Linked DNA regions of Homo sapiens: region 1 is linked to region 2. Evidence: chromatin loops called from intact Hi-C (ENCODE). Cell type or tissue: GM12878. All regions are shown on one strand. Each heading gives the region's core, and the rest is flanking DNA. Links, peaks and the distances in the headings are about the cores only.

What was found. Peaks named below come from ENCODE experiments on the same cell type or tissue, not always from the same donor. Only the 100,000 strongest peaks of a DNase experiment are listed, where the experiment ranks them.
Region 1: a loop joins it to region 2, with 2.1 times the contacts of the local background. A loop is called at or near these places in 3 of 110 quality-filtered maps.

What each region holds. Positions count from the first base shown.
Region 1 is chr13:22,273,617-22,281,965 of GRCh38, reverse strand. It overlaps LINC00540 (long intergenic non-protein coding RNA 540), which reads right to left. Exons shown (of 2, transcript NR_103810.1): 2 at 5,445-7,443. Among named protein-coding and RNA genes, the nearest start is that of LINC00540, 68 kb to the right of the region's middle. In GM12878, for the core only: a CTCF peak has its summit at 3,443 (motif pointing right); a DNase peak (open chromatin) is centred at 3,445.
Region 2 is chr13:22,157,410-22,165,758 of GRCh38, reverse strand. No RefSeq gene overlaps it. Among named protein-coding and RNA genes, the nearest start is that of LINC00540, 49 kb to the left of the region's middle. RefSeq lists an enhancer at 3,643-3,732. In GM12878, for the core only: no CTCF peak of the experiment used is centred there; DNase peaks (open chromatin) are centred at 2,697 and 3,678; H3K4me3 peaks cover 1,704 bases; H3K27ac peaks cover 2,047 bases.

The DNA of each region.
Region 1 (8,349 bases), core at 334-8,333, 120 kb before region 2:
ATTAGCCAGGCGTGGTGGTGGGCACCTGTAGTCCCAGCTACTCGGGAGGCTGAGGCAGGAGAATGGCATGAACCTGGGAGGCGGAGCTTGCAGTGAGCCAAGATCGCACCACTGCACTCTAGCCTAGGCAACACAGCGAGACTCTGTCTCAAAGAAAAAAAAAAGAAAGCCCATAAATATAACCTTGTTGTTTTTAGCACATTTTTCATTAAATTTATTTCAAGGTACTTTATCATTTGTATGGGATTGTAAATTGGGTCTTCTCTTGCTGTATAGATTCTGTATATATTCTGCATATTCATTTTGAGTGCCTCTAATTTATGGAAGAGTTTTTCAGTTAATTGTCTAGACTATTTGAAGATATGCTACTATACAATTTGCCAACAAATAAAATTGTACCCTTCCTTTTTTCAATTTTCAGTTTTTAAACTTTATTCTCTTGTCACATTGCATTGGCTTATAGCTCCAGAAAAGTGCTAAAGACCAGAGACAGCAAACACCCTGGTCCTATCTCTTATTTTAATGGGAATGTTTCTAACATTTTTTTCTTGCTAGTCATAATACTATCTTTAGCATTATTATAAATATATTTTATCGTGTCAATGAAGAATTCATCTACACTTGTTTTATAACAAATTTTCTTTTTATTAAGATTGGCTATTACTTATTCCTTTGTAATATCTGGGGAGATTAGCATATAATTTTTATGCTTAAATTCATTAATGTGGATGAGAATAGATTTATAAATATTAAATAGGCTTGCATTCCTGAAATAAACACATTGATCATGGTATTTTTTAATGTTATGGAATCCTATATGTTAACATTGTATTTGTTTTCATATTATTATTTATAAATCATATTGGACTCGCCCATTTTTAATGGATATTGGTTTTGTGGTCAGTGTGAAAAGGACTCCCTGGCAGGGCGCTTGGCCTCCCCACTGAACCCAGTTGTCCCCAGATGGAAGAAGAGAGTCCCTTCACACCTGCAGAAACAGGATCACTGCCCTGGCCCTGGCCCTAGGTGTCGGCCCTTGGCATAACTCTTGTTCAATCCTTGATAGCTGGTGCTCCAGCCCACCTGGTGTTTTCAGTAGGATTCCCATTGGATCCAAGGAGAAATGGGCCTATCTGGGCTGCCTTCTGCCAGGCCTGGGGTTCTCTTTCTTGTTAGGTTAGATGCCTGGATAAGACACAGGACACTGGCTCTGCGTTGTCCCTCACCCGTATGGATCCCTCATCAGTCCCCACCTTCCTCTTCCTTTTTTTGGTACCCTCCTTTGGTTGTCTCTTAGGTTATTTCCAGAGTTTAAAGTTGTATTTAGCAGGGAGGAGCAGGAAGAGAGGACTTGTTCAGACCTCAAGTTCGCAGTTAACTGAATAGATACTAGATGAAATCGCAGCATTCATAATAGTGATGTCATTAATACCAATCTCAGTGACTGCAGATTTCAGGACAAAAAAAACAAAACATGTCCTTTGCCTAACCCTTCAGTACACTTATTTTTAAAGTGGGCCTCCATTTTGTAAAGCTGGCGTCAACAGAATGATCAGAGATGTGCGCAGCTTCCACTTGTTTCTAAACATTCGTGAATTTGGCTTCTTGTCTTATTTTATTTTTTCCCCCCAACACCTCTGTGTCATCACAGTGAACACATATGGCTTTTTTCTTTTCTAGTAAACAACTAAAGATTTTCTACCCCCATTTCTTTCTCCCGTATCTCTTTTCTGCTAACATGATATCCCATAATAATTTTGATAATGTGATGTCACAATGGCCTCCTCATCTCATTGAGGCTCTATAAACTCCATTAATCTTCTATTCCTACAAACACCAGATCCTTCGTAACAAGCTCTAAGATGTAGGCTTCAGCATCACACAGGTGTTTTGATACTTGACAGTACTTAGAAGAATTGGGCCACCAATTATCCTGGAAATCTGGGCATATTTTGGTACAATTTTTGAGCCATGTAGAAGGTTCACAACTGTATACTTTAGGGTGAGATGTATGAAGACAAGTGGAGCTTCCTTGTTTCTTGGGGCTGATCCAGTTTCTCAGTTTGTCAAACTTAGTCTGATCCAATAATTCAAATATTTCCTTAAGGAAATTCTGGGTGTTCTATATCTTTTGCTCTTCTCCAAGGTAACTTCCAGGCCTTTTAGGTGAGCCTGTTGCAGTCTGGCTGTGGCATGAGTGCCAGAGAGCAGGGCCCTACAAATGCATAGCATTCTGCAATCTCCCCTGTGCTCTAGGTGAGCTGCCCCCCTGCCTTGAGCCCACAGCACTGCAGTGTGCCTAACTCCACAGCCATCCAGGCATCGTGATGGCACTTCTTTCCAAAATCCTTGGTCTCAGCCACCTGCCTCATCCCTGAAGAATTTGCAAACTGCAGCCTTGGTCTCAAGCCTAGGAGTTTTGACTCCTTCATCATTTTCTGCAGGGACTTTAAAAATCTCCTGCACACCACACACAGGCTGTGGGACCAGGAGCCTGCCTCAGTCCTGTTTGTTTTGCCTCCTCTTTCGGCCAACCACACATCATGCTGGATGCCAACTGACCCCAGCTTCTCCTGGGAGAAACAGCTTTCCAGCTACAGTACTTCTCCTGGAATGTCCTTGGGGTTTTGCCCTACCTCTAGCTAAAACTCTCCCACTCCCAACCCCACTGGGGTTCTATCCATGAAAGGAGAGATAGGATGCACACTGACTTTTCTACCTTAGCACTTTCTTTTTTATTTCTTCCATCACCTTCCCGGCCAGGAAAATGGGGCACTCTTATTTCTCCTTGCATTTCCTCAATCTCATACTCCCTCCCTTCTTCATATGGAATTCAATCTCTGGGACCCTTATTCTCTGGGACTCACTCTTGTGTCAGGAGAAGTCCCCCTATCAATAAAGGAGTACAAATCAGTGATTTTCAAAGTATTATACCTGTAATACACAAAGACACTTACTGACCTATTTTGTCCTCTCTGTTTGAAGCACATTCTTCATCACATCTTGCTCACTAGAGAATGCTATCAGCAAAAATCTTCAGCTCATGTAATATTGATTGGGGTGGATGAAGGTGTATGTGTGCATTTCAACTTTAAGACAAGTGAGAATTAATAACCAGATAAAATTAGCAACATCGAGTCTAGTAATAACACATACCACATTGTCATTTCCTGCCAGAGGAACACTGGAGGCATGTTCAAACATTTATCACTATTTAGTATCCAGTTTTCATGAAGTATTTTACTGTCATCCCTAATTAATTCTACCTTTCAACAAGAAGCTTGGGATTGGCTGCTATTGTTATTCTACTCTTATATGTCAGGGAACTGAAGCAGAGGTTAATTAAATGACTTACTCTTATACCCATAGGCTACGTTGGCAAGGCTGTGTCTTAACAGGGTTGCTGGCACAGATGGCCCAAAAGATGGAAATTTAAGTAACCCTGTTCCAGCAGGGGGCACCAGCTACATTACAAATTTGGGTACACCCTAGTATTCTGCTGGTTCAAAATCTTACAAGATGGTATACCCAAGAAAAGTATAGACTCCAAGTGTTGTGAAGAGGACACCGTTCCCTAGTATCCCTCGCACCGAATACAGTTCTTGGGATATAGACAGACTAACAAATCAATAGTCATCTTCCTAGCATGTTTTAAACAGTTCAAGACAGGAGTTCTTACTCCCAAAGTTCAACCCATGATGATTTCTATAATCTTATAATCACAGTTATACTTTCATTCCTTTCGGTCTTAAGAATTTGAAGGCCTCATTTTTAAAACCCTGTAATAAAAATCTCTTGGAAAGGCAACTCCATTAATGGAAATGCTCCGGTCAGTGCTTACGGAATTGGAGAAGCGCAAAGCATAAGAAGGAAGAGTGTGTGGTTACAGGATGGGCAAGACGGTCTCCAAGAAAGTGATGCAGGGACACCACCAATCAACTGACTTCCTGCGTCACGCTCTTATTTAGAGTTATGTCTTCTAGATTTAGTGAGTTCTAAACTCTTGCCTCTTTATATATCCCTTAGGTGATACAGTTTAAAGAAAAGCACTTAGGCAGAATTTAGTTCTAATTTTGGGTCCATTGTGAGCCACAGGAAGCAGTTTAAAATTTTCATTGAAAAGAAGGTGTTTTCAAACAGCCAGAAAAGTTCCCTTTAATTTTTCATATCTATTTGCCTAAATAGATACAATGAACTCATCCAGTGTCAAATCAGTAATATGAGTACGAATTATTTGAAGATCTTATTAAAATGCAGATTCTGGTTTTGTAGGCCTAGGGAGGGGTCTGAGATTCCTCATTTCTCACCAGCTCCCACTGTTGTTGGTCCCTATGGAACATATACTGAGTAGCAAGAAGCTAGATGACAAAACAGGATCCATCTTCCTCAGCTTTCAGAGATGGATTGTGCAGAAAGCAGTCTAGAATTCATTAAGATACCCTCTGCCTCTCCACATCAAAGAGGCCATTTCAAAAAAGGGTGTCACATAAGCAAAATGCTTTAAACTCCAAGTGAAAGACGATCTCCAATGAAGGAGTTACTCCTGGTTCTTCTAGATGAGGGAAGCACAAAAGTTCCTAGAGACATAGAAAGACCCTGTCTTTTAAACCTTCTATATTCTTTGCAGTAAAATCAAGATGTAAAAGTTGAGACCTCTACTTCTTTGGGAGGATTGCTTTTAACCTAGAAAACAACACAGCAGTTGTTCAGCATTTTGTTTTAAAGGTGTACTAATAGAAATAGCCTCCAAGTGCATTGCACCAAATTGATGCAAGATCTACATTGAAATTTTTATGTTGACTAATTCCTTATAAAAACAGAATTGATATATTATTGGTCTAGAGGCAGGTGAGGGGGAAGAGGGTAGAAAGTGCTCTGGATGGGGAAGAGGAAGAAAACACTTATTAAGTGATACATACAGCGTGTTAGACAATGTATTATAAACTTGGTGTTCCTAATAGTCCAATGAGTAAATAATACTAGCTTCATTTTACAAGTAAAGAAACTGAGATTTAAGAAAGTTAATCATCTAGTTCAAGTTTGCACAACTATTGGAAGCAGTAAAGCCTGCACCAGCATCGGCCTCACCCTGTTAAAACACAGATGGCTAGGCCCGCCCCTGGAGTTTCTGATTGAGTGGGTCTTGGGTGAAGCCCAAGAACCTGCCTTTCAAAGGAGCTCCCAGTGATGCAGAGGCTGCCCGTCTGGGGACCACAGTAAGAGCCGCAGCTGGTTCTAGGCCAGGTGGTTCCACGGATGAGATCAAGCTTTGTGGATCTCAGGAAACATGGATGCACTTAGAAGAACAATGTTAAAAACCTGGATCCTAAACAGAGTGGCCCAGGAAGAATCCAATTTAAGCCACTATGCATGCTATTGTGTTTGAAGACATTATTTGTAATACACTTTAATGGAAAACAAGGAAAGAAAAATCAGAAATTCTCTTTGGCATCATTTTCTGTATTTTTACTGTTGATAACAAAGAAATCAAAAAATAAATGTTATATGATACACACAAACACACACACGTCTATCTTCAGAAAAGAAACATACATATATTTGGAAGGAGTTGTAGTTTTTCATTTTCCATGTGAAAAATTGAGGATATTCTTCTCCAGCTTGATTGTTAACCATCAACTAATTTCTCGCTACCCTCATACAGTACAAAACAACGTGGAGAATTTTTATGAGGCAAAATTTATACCAAAAACTCCCCTCCATCTCTCCTCCATATTGTGAATGAGACCCTACAGTGACGAAGACTCCTTTTCTATCTTTCTAGATTCCTGAGGCATATTTCCGAATTTGGAGTCAGTCTATTTGACAAGTAGAGGCACATCTCTACCACGGGGCCCCCATCTGTGGGTGTGCATGCGTTTCAGCCATGAGAGTGACAGAGGCCAGAACACGTGGCTAGACTCTCGCCAAGTCCATCAGACCGTTGTTAAGAGGGCTGGAAGAGCCAAACCACAGCACCATCAATGCTGTGATTTATGCTTTGAAAACACTCCAAGTGGAGCAGCCACACATTTATCAATACTAATGCAGGAACTGCATCTGTGAGAAAAATAAGAAAAACAGACAAACAAAAGGGGTAGTAGTGCTTACACTCTGTAAAGGAAGGGTGTCCCGTAGTTTAATAACCTTTTCTATCCCAACTAAACCCTATCTCAGCATATCTTTTTAAAAAGTGGTGATTTCTCCTGAGCAATAAGCAATCTAGACCAAAATCTCCTTGATGATAAGAGGCCATTTCTGATATACTTTGGTTTTCCTACTTTCTGAACTGGCTCAGATGTGCTTACAGGTTGCAGAGGCAGTGCAGAAGTCAAACACAACCTTGGATGCGTCATCGCTTCTGGCTCTGCAGGCCCTCTCTGGACCAGTGTTTTCTGCTGTCCTTCCTTCTGTGCCTACTTGTGTCCCTTTGCTGGGAACTGACTCATCCAGAGCCTTTGGATTTGCACTTGATGCCTGGGTCTGGACTCTGCTTTTGTTCCTAGGCATTGTCTCCAGTTCTCTCTCTTCCTTTCCAAATGCTACGGCCAGCTCTGCCCACTGGGGATCCCTGCATGGCTCCTAGAACCCTGGTACTGATGCAATCACTGGCCAAGTGGCCCAAATGGAAAAGTGGGTGAGGGGAGACTTCAGACGCTCACACAGCACCTAATAAGTAACTGCACAACGAGGGTTTCATAAGGGATGGAGGAAGAAAGGAAGGAAGGAAGGAAGGAAGGAAGGAAGGAAGGAAAAGAGGATGGGAACACAGGGTGCAATGAGGAAGGGTACTCTAGCCTGCCTGGGCAGGTCACCAGCAAATGTCTATAGAAAGCCCAGAAGCAAGTGGGGCCACAGGCCTCAGAGCTGATGTCCACGTGATTCCTTTATTCTCTTTCCACCACTGATCTCAAATTACAGTTCCTGTGCAGATATTTAATAAACTTCTAGAAGTATGTTAATAAAATCTTCATACTTTCATACTCCCTAATATGCCTTTCATTCCATTCTATTTCAAGAAAGCCATTATGTTTTAGTAATTTTACTCAGATAGGTCTTCATGAAGATACATATTTTTCTTAATGGAAGATGTTTTTGAAAGCTTTTCTTCTCTTCTACCTCCATTCGCAGTCACTTTAGAACCAAAAAAAAGAAAAGCTAAGTTGAGGAATCTCCCAGTTCTTCTATTTGCTTTTGAATGGCAAAAGTTCCCCAGTTCTTATCAGAATAGCTCATCCGTTCACCTATTAATCACAGGAGGACCACTGAATGTCCAGATTGCTGCAGGCCACCTCCTACGACACAGAAGATCCTTCTGTGAAGAAGCATAAACGAACAATTTTGACTCATCGTCCATTCTAAAGGAAACAGCACAAACAAAAAGTGCGTGTGTCCATTATGGAGAAATCCGTAATTTTATTCTCAGCAATCCAACTCTGTTGAATCCTGTGGAGTACATGGAAAAAAGATAGGATCATTGGAAATGCTACAAAGAGTTTTCGAAATGAAATTTTAGCTCAGGCTTTGACACTTACCACACATGTACTTTTTTAAAAAGCTGCATGACATGATGTTACAATTAAAAAGAAAACATCAAAACATGTTGTCACATGCAAATATAAAACAATGGGCCGTGTCTTAGAGCATCTGCTTCAAGTTAACTACAGATGTGAAATGTTGATAGAAATTATTATCATTGGTGGGTGTTTTGTACTTTACATTATATCACGATTTACTTAATTGGTTCAGACATATTTTAATAAATTTGATCTTAATCCAACCAGGCAGAAGTGTTCTGAAAAATTTACGTAATTGTTATTATAATACCTGAATGCGCTCAAGTAAAGTGCTTTCAACAGTGTCTAGGTATTTAGGAATTTGGAGTTTGGTTTTCAGAGTCTATGAAAATCCCATAGACATTACAATATAAGGCTCTTTTTCCATCTGAAGAAATTTTTACTCCTTTAATGGAAAATCTCAGAGAGAATTTTGGAAAAAGACAAAAAAGGGAGACAGAAGGCCTTTAATTAACATATTTTACATCAAATCACATGTATCGTTCTCTTGGCTCTGCACCTAGGACCTGTCCCCACTGGATGGTGACAGAGGCAGATCACAGCAAGACAGCCTAGCTACTGAAGGCATGTGGCTGAGAGAATCCTGGTGTTCCAGGTGAAAGTTCCAAGACGCTGCATCTTCAGGTCACTCTGGGGTCAAAGATAGTTTCCCATGAGGCTTAGTGGCCAATTGCAGTTCAGAAATAAATAAAAACAATAGAAATAGATAAGCATCCATGTTGATGAATATTGCACTGTACCTGGCACATAATAAACACTCAACAAAATGAAATAA
Region 2 (8,349 bases), core at 311-8,310:
AATCTTATTTTCAGAATTACCACATTACAATATTCAAAATGTTCACTTTTCAACAAAAATTACAATACATACAAATAAACAGGAAATTATAGATTTATAGGAAAAAAGAGAAATTAAGTAAGACCAACTGAGATATCTGACTTACTAGACAAAGACTTTAAATTAACGGTCTTATTCAAAAATTGAAAGAAACCATGGATAAAGAACTAAAAGAAATCAAGAAAACAATATATGAAAAAATAGAGAATATCAATAAAGAAACAGAAATTATTTTTAAAAAGAACCAAATAGAAATTCTGGAGCTTAAAGTAAAACAACTGAAATAAAATATTTACTAAAGGAGTTAAATTGCACATTCAAGCAGACAGAAGAATCAGTGAACTTAAAGAGAATGTAATTAAAATTAGTCTGACAAGCAGAAAGAAAAATATGAAGAAAAATTAAGAGCCTAAGGGTCCTATGGCACACTATGAACTATACTAACACACATATTATAAAAGTCATAAAGAGAAAAGAGAGAAAAGAGCAGAAACATTTGTAAAGAAATAATGGCCCAAAACTTTCTAAGTTTGATGACAGATGTGAAGCTACACACAAAATACTCAACTTTAAGCAGAGTAAACTCAGAGATCCACAGGGACATATTATAATCAAGCTGTAGAAAGTCCTAGTTAACAGAAAAATTTGAAAACAGTAAAAGAGAAGCAATTTGTCACACACAAAGGATCCTCAATAAGGTTAATAACTGATTTTTCATCAGAAACTATGGAGGCCAAAAGGCAGTGAGATATATTTAAAGTACTGAATTTTTAAAAGCTGTTAAGCCAAGATTTCCATGGCTTCAAAAATGAAGGCTAAATTAAGACCTTCCCCAATAGACAAAAGCTAAAGGGATCTGTCACTAGTAAACCTGCACTACAATAAATGCTAAAGGGAGTTTTTTAAACTGAAACTAAAGGACACTAGATGGTAACTCAAAGCCCTATGAAGAAATAAAGATCACTCATAAAGTTAACTACATATGTAAATATAAAACTCAACATTATTGTACTTTTGGTTTATAAACACTCTTTTTGTTTTCTATATGATTTAAAAGACAATTACATAAAACAGTAATTATAAATCTATGTTAATGGGCATACAACATATAAAGATGTAATAGGTAACAACAGCAAGATAAAGAAAGATGGAGTTGCATAAGAGTAGAGTTAAAGTATATTATTGAAGCTAAGTTGATATCACTTCAAACTAGTTATACATTTAATATACCCCTGGCGACCACTAAAAAAAAACTTTAAAATATACAGAAAATAAAATAAAAAAGGAATCAAAATGGTATATTAGACAAAAGTCAATCAAACACAAAGAAAGCCTGTACTGGAGGAATTCAAGAACAATAACAACAAAAAGATATAAGACATATAGAAAACATATAGCACAATGGCAGAAGTAAATTCCTCATTATCAGTAATCCGTTTAAATGGTTAATAATCAGTAAATGGTTAAACTCACCAATTCAAAGACAGAAAATGGAAGAATGGATAACATAAACATGATCTGACAATGTTCTGCTTACAAGAGACTTATTTTAGAACCAAAGACAAAAATAAGTTGAAAGTGAAAAGATAAAAAAATTCCATGCAAATAGTAACCAACAAAGAACTGGGTGGCTATGCTAATATCAGAAAAAATAAATTTTAAGTCAAAAATTGTGACAGGAGACAGATGGACATTTTATATTGATAAAACGGTTAGTGCATTATGAAGTTATAACAATTATAAACACAGATGTAACAAACAGAGACCTAAGATACATGAAGCAAATATTGACAGAATTGAAGGGAGAAATAAGCACTTCTACAATAATAGTTGGAGACTTACCAAATCACTTTCCATAATAATAGAATGTCTAGGCAGAAGATTAATAAAGAAACAAAAGACTTGGACAATACTACCAACCAATTAGACTAAACGTATATACAGAATGCTTCACCAAACAGAAGAATATACACTTTCTCAATTTCACATGAAACATTTCATAGATAGAACATATGTAAGGCCATAAAACAGCTCTCAGTAAATTTTAAAAGATTGAAATCATGCAAAATATCTTTTTCGACCACAATAGAGTGAAGCTAGAAATCAGTAACAGAAGAAAAACTGAAAATTTTGCAAATACATAAAAATTAAACAACACCCATTTAAACAGCCCAATAAAGGAAATCAATAGGGAAATTAGAAAATACTTTGAGACAAAAGAAAACAAAAACTCAATATACCAAAACTTATAAGAAACAATGAAAGCAGTACTCAGAGGGAAATTTATAGCTGTAAACGTCTACATTAGAAAAGAAGAAAGATCTCAAATCAACAACCTTACTTTAAACTTTAAGGAACTACATAAAGAAGAGCAAACTAAACCCAAAGCCGGTAGGAAAAAGGAAATAATAAGGATTAGGGCAGAGATAAGAAAAGCAGAGGATATAAAAACAGTAAAATTAACAAAACCGTAAGTTTGTTCTTTGAAAGGATAGAATATAATGGATAAATCATTAGTTAGACTGTGAGAAAAAACAGATAAAACACAAGTAACTAAAATCAAAAATGAAAGTAAGGACATTACTGTCAACCTTACAGAAACTATAGAGATTAGATGCCCTAACAATTATGCAATCTAGATGACATGGACAGATTCCTAGAACACACAAACTGAAAATGCTGACTCAAGAAGAAGTAGAAAATCTCAAAGGACCTACAAGAGGATAAATCCATAATCAAAACCTCTCAACAAGACAATTCCAGGACAAGATGCCTTTACTGGTGAATTCTACTAAACATGTAAAGAAGAATTAACACCAATTATACTCAAATATTTTTCCAAAAATTAGAAGAGGAGGGAACACTTCCTAACACATCTATAAAGCCAGGATTATTCTAGTACCAAAGTCAGACAAAGATACTACAAGCAAACTACAGACAAACATCTCTTAGGAATGCAGACATACACACACATACACATACACACATACACACACATACCACAGCTCAACAAAATACTAGCAAATTAATATTAACAGCACTTTTTTTTGAGACAGGGTCTAATTCTGTTGCCCAGGTTAAATAGCAGCGGTGCAATGACAGTTCACTGCTGCCTTGAACTTGAACTCCTGGGCTCAAGCAGTCCTCCTGCCTCAGCATCTGAGTGGCTGGGATTACAGGTGCATGCCACCATGCCTGGCTACTTAAAAAAAATTTTTTAGAGACAGGATCTCACTATATTTTCCAAGCTGGTCTCAAACTCCTAGCCTCTAGAGATCCTCCTGCCTCGGCTTCACAAAATGCTGTGATTATAGGTGTGAGCCACCATGCCTAGCCTTAACAGCATATTAACAGGATTACACACCAAGATCAAATGGTATTTATCACAGGACAGCAAGGGCAGTTCAACATAAGAAAATTAATGTAATTTACCTCATTAATAGAATTCAATACATGCAGAAAATCCACTAACAGCATTCAACATCCTTTCATACCAAAAACACTCTGAAAACTGGGACTAGCAGAGAACTTTTGCAACAAAATAAAGGTCTTTTATGAGAAAACCACAACTAACATCATACTCAATTATGAAAGCCTAAAATTTTGCCCTCAAAATCAGAACAAGAAAAGGATTGCTGCTTTCACTTCTGCTATGCATAATTATACTGCAGGTTCTAAACCAGAGCAAAGGTGCTGAATATCCTTGGTCACTAAAGAAATGCAAATCGAAACCACAATGAGAGATACCTTTTCACGCCGACTAGGATATCTTAAACCAAGAAAATGAAAAATAAGTTTGGCAAGGATATGGAGAAACAGGAACTCTCACACATTGCTACTGGGAATATAAAATTGTGCAACTACTGTGGAAAAAAGTTTGATGATTCCTCAAACAATTACAGATAGAATCAACATACGATCTATGATCCGGCAATTCTACTCCTAGGTATTCAAGAGAAAGTGAAAATGTATGTCCATACAAAAAATTATACACAAAATACTTACAGTAGTATTATTCATAATATTTGAAAGTTTAAAACAACTCAAATGTTCGTCACTGGATGAATGGATAAAGAAATTGTGGCATGTACATGTCATGGAATATTATTCAACCATAAAAAGAAACAAAGTACTGTTATACTTGGATGAATCTAAGAAAAATGATGTTAAGTTAAAGAAGTCAGGCACAAAAGGTCACATATTCTATTATTTGCATTATATGATGTATTAGTTAGGGTTCTTCATAGAAACAAAACCAAGAACCAACAGGAGACAGAGTGTGTGTGTGTGTGTGTGTGTGTGTGTGTGTGTGTGTGTGTGTGTACAAACAAAAAGAACAGGTAATATCTACAATAGAGGTTTCTTCTTCCTAAAATGACATTGCCCTTCCTCAAAAACGCCGGGAAAAAGCTGTATCTCTCATCCTCAAAACACATGAGCAGAAAGCACAAGTTAGAGAGGGCTCTGGGGAACAGAGAAGTCAGCAACAACTATTTAATTGATCTCGTCAATTAAATCTAGTCCACAGTGCGACATACCAACTTCCTACCCATGTAGAAAAATAATGTAACGCCCAAGAGGTGTGTGTGTATGTGTGTTTAAACTAAAGATATTGTATTCACTGTAATGTCAAAGTAAAAATCAGAGAAAATAAGTTTGTTAGTCCAGGCTCTTGCCAATGCAAGATTATTCCCTAAGCTGGGACTGCAAGTGTTTTGTCTAGGACAGTTTCGAATGACTCAGATGAGAAGGGCTCCACGTCATTCTGTGGAAAATGAGGCTACAGCCCAGAAAACTATGGAAACATATCCCATGTCCTTACTTTCAAATTTCACTTTGCTTGGGTTGGATTTCTCTGAGGTATGCTATTTAAAAAGACCCCTAAACACACACACACACACACACACACACACACACACACACACACACACACACGGACCTCTCTCTCTCTCCTCTCTCTTTTCTCCATCTCTCTCTCTGCCCCCATCTCTAATCATCACTCTTAACGTGGTTCTACCTGCTCCTAAGACGGCTAAGATTTACTTGTACATAAAATGCTAAAAAAGAGCATAAAATGCTAATAAATTAATAGACTAATGAATGAAATGAAACGAAATCAGCCTTCACTTTATTCCCTTGAATAGGCACAATAGCGTAGTAGAATGAAACTGCTGGTCTAGGAGTCTTCAATGCCCATTCACTGGACATGCTATCTCATCAAGTCATTGTCCTTGAATCTTAGATCCTTCACGTATACAATAAGGAAATTTATACCCTCTATGCTTTTAAAGTATTTTGGAAAATCAAATGAAATGAGAGACACTAAAATGCTATGTGGGTGAACTACTACTGTTTACATCTCTGTTTCTTTTCATTTTTTGCATTGTTTTTCAAGTTTATTTCTGTATTTTTGGTCACAAGATAAAATTGAACGTATTTATCATGTACAATATAGTGTTTTCACATTGGTGTTTGTTTTGTTTCCTTTTAAAGGGCAACTTTATGAAGTGTCACAAAAGAGATATAAAGTACAAAAGTATAAAGTAAAAAGTATAAAGGCCTGGAACAAAACTGAATCACAACTTTTAAGCTCCTTTCTTAAATTCCATCTTACAGTTACAAAAAGTCATTCTTATTTTTCATATGAACCTCTTCAAAGGTCAAGTTTTATTTTAGATGAAGAAGTATCACATATAGAATAAAGATTATAAATATTAACAGCAACCACTGCTGCTTTAATCTGTGACATAATGCATATGTTCATCCAGTTCCAAGTTAATGTTGTTATTACTACTGTTCAAAATTAGAGAAATTCCATATTGCTAAATATTTTGCAGGTTTCTGCTTTATATAGCTATCTTGACGGATATCAGTCTTCTCTCCCAAATGTGTAATATTTTCAAATATAAACAGACACTAAAAGAAACTAAATGTGGATTGTGGGTAACATTAATAATCTTGCATTACAGATTTCCAAGGCTACATTCAAGAGACTTAAGTGTGTAGCGCACCAATAACTATTATACTGAGTGTCACTATTATAAACACATTGATTGACTCCTCCATTTTTCAAATTTAAACATACTTTAAAGTTTAGCATTAGTCAATTAATCATCCCAAGATATTAAAAGCTAGAAAAGGCTTTGAGAGATATGTTCATCAGTAGCAAAATTCCTGACCCCCTTATTTTAAATAATCTCCCTTTGTCAGTGTCTACTGACACTGTCAGGTCAGGAGGTATACTCCATTTTCCTTCACTCTTAATAATTTCTTTTTAAAAACCGACTATAATAAATAGTATCTCAAAGTGTGTAAGTGTGTCCATTTTTGCTTTTTATTTCTCCTTTTTCATGAACCAGGAACATTTAAAGTTTTATTTTTCTGATCTATTAAAAAACTAAATGTTGGATTAAAGTATCCTTTCTGAAATTTTTACTTGTTGCATTTTTTTATTTCATTAAGATTGGCTGTGGCCTTTATTAATTCTCTCTTCCCAGTTTCTTCAGTTTTTGTTTTTCCGTTTCTAATTCCTTATGATAGATTTCTGTCTTCATTTTTCCTTAGTTCCTTTATTTTTAGTATTTATTCTTTAGTGACAAAGTAATTTAAAATAAAAAATGTCCCTCTGAGTTCAGCTCTACCCCATCACACTTAGTGTGAAGTTTTCTCCTTATTGCTTTCTAGATAGGTTGTGATTTCCCTCTTAATTTTGTCTTTGATCCAAAAATTTTATCCAAGTGTGTTTCTTAGTATTCAAGTAGGAAAATGATTTTTGTGACCACTCAGTAGTCTTTGTGGCCTAAAAAATCTCTATTTATTTTTTCTTCGTAGGTAATTTAATGAGCACTTTTTTTGTGTGAAAGTCATACCAAGTATGTATGGCCTCCTTTGAAAAACGCAAGCTTACGTTTATGGTTATTGTTTGTTGATTGTGTATTCATTACTGCAAGACTAATTTATTTTGCCTGCTAGATCTGTCCATTTTCCAAAACAGTATATTAAAGTTTCCTGCTACAAACATGTTCCTATTACATACTGCATTTTGCATAGTTATTGCCTTGTATATTTTTCTGATATATTTTTATGCGTAGAAATTTAGGAATGTTATAATTTCTTTTTATCATCACATAATACCCCTGCTTAACCTTAAATGCAAGAGTATTTTAATATATTATCATATTAATGATATTGTGATATTAGTATATTGCCTTTCCCACTTTCTACTTTTTAGGGTTTTTAAATAAGTGTTTTGTTAGTTTTATTTTGTTTAATATTGCCTTGTGTTTAATTATCTTCACAACCTTATGTTCTAGCTTTCTGTATTTATTTGTTTTAAGTGTTATCATATAGCATATAACTGGGTTTTGTGTTATAATGCAAAAATAACAATCATCTTTAATGAAAGCATTCAGCCCACTTGCATATACCATAATGGCTAAGATGCCTTGATTATATATTTTTTATCTTACCTTATGATTGCTAAATATTTCAAATTGCTTCTTAGTTTTGTTACTTTGATCCATTCTCTAATAATTCTATTTTTTCCTCTTATTAATTTACAAATTCTACCATACTTTTCCATTTCATTAATAGTTACCTCTCATAATTAGATATACATTTCCTACTATCTTTTAAAAGCAACTGACCAAGTATTTCCCCACCTAGATGTATTGTTTCACTATTAAAGATGGGTTTTCCCCACCAAAATGATTTTTTCCTCATTATATCCATCTCTTTATAATTATGTTCTGTTTGAAATATTTTGTCCACTTGAACTTCTAGTTCTCAAACTTTAGTCTCAACTATAACTATCTCATCTTTAATTCATCAGTCAATTATTTGTTTGGAAAATCATGTGACATAGCTTGGCAGTTTTGTCCCTTGTGAATCTCATGTTAAAATTTGAACCCCACTGTTGGAAGTGGGCCTGGTGGGCGGTATTAGGGTCATAGGATCAGATCCCACATGAATGGCTTGGTGCTGTCCTTTCAGTAATGAATGAGTTCTCACTCTACTAGCTCACAGGAGAGCTGGTTGTTTCAAGGGGCCTAGCACCTTCTCCCCTCCCTCTTGCTCCTGGCTCTTTCCATGTGACATGCCTGCTGCCCTTCTGCTTTCCACCATGATTAGAAGCTTCCTGAGGCCTCCCAGAAGCAGATACTGGTGGCATGCTTCCTGTACAGCCTACAGAACCATGAACCAAATAAATCTCTTTTCTGTATAAATGACCCAGTCTCATGTATTTCTTTATAGCAACGTAAAATGTACTAATACATCATATTTTCAACTTTAGAAAGTTAAGTACTTTTT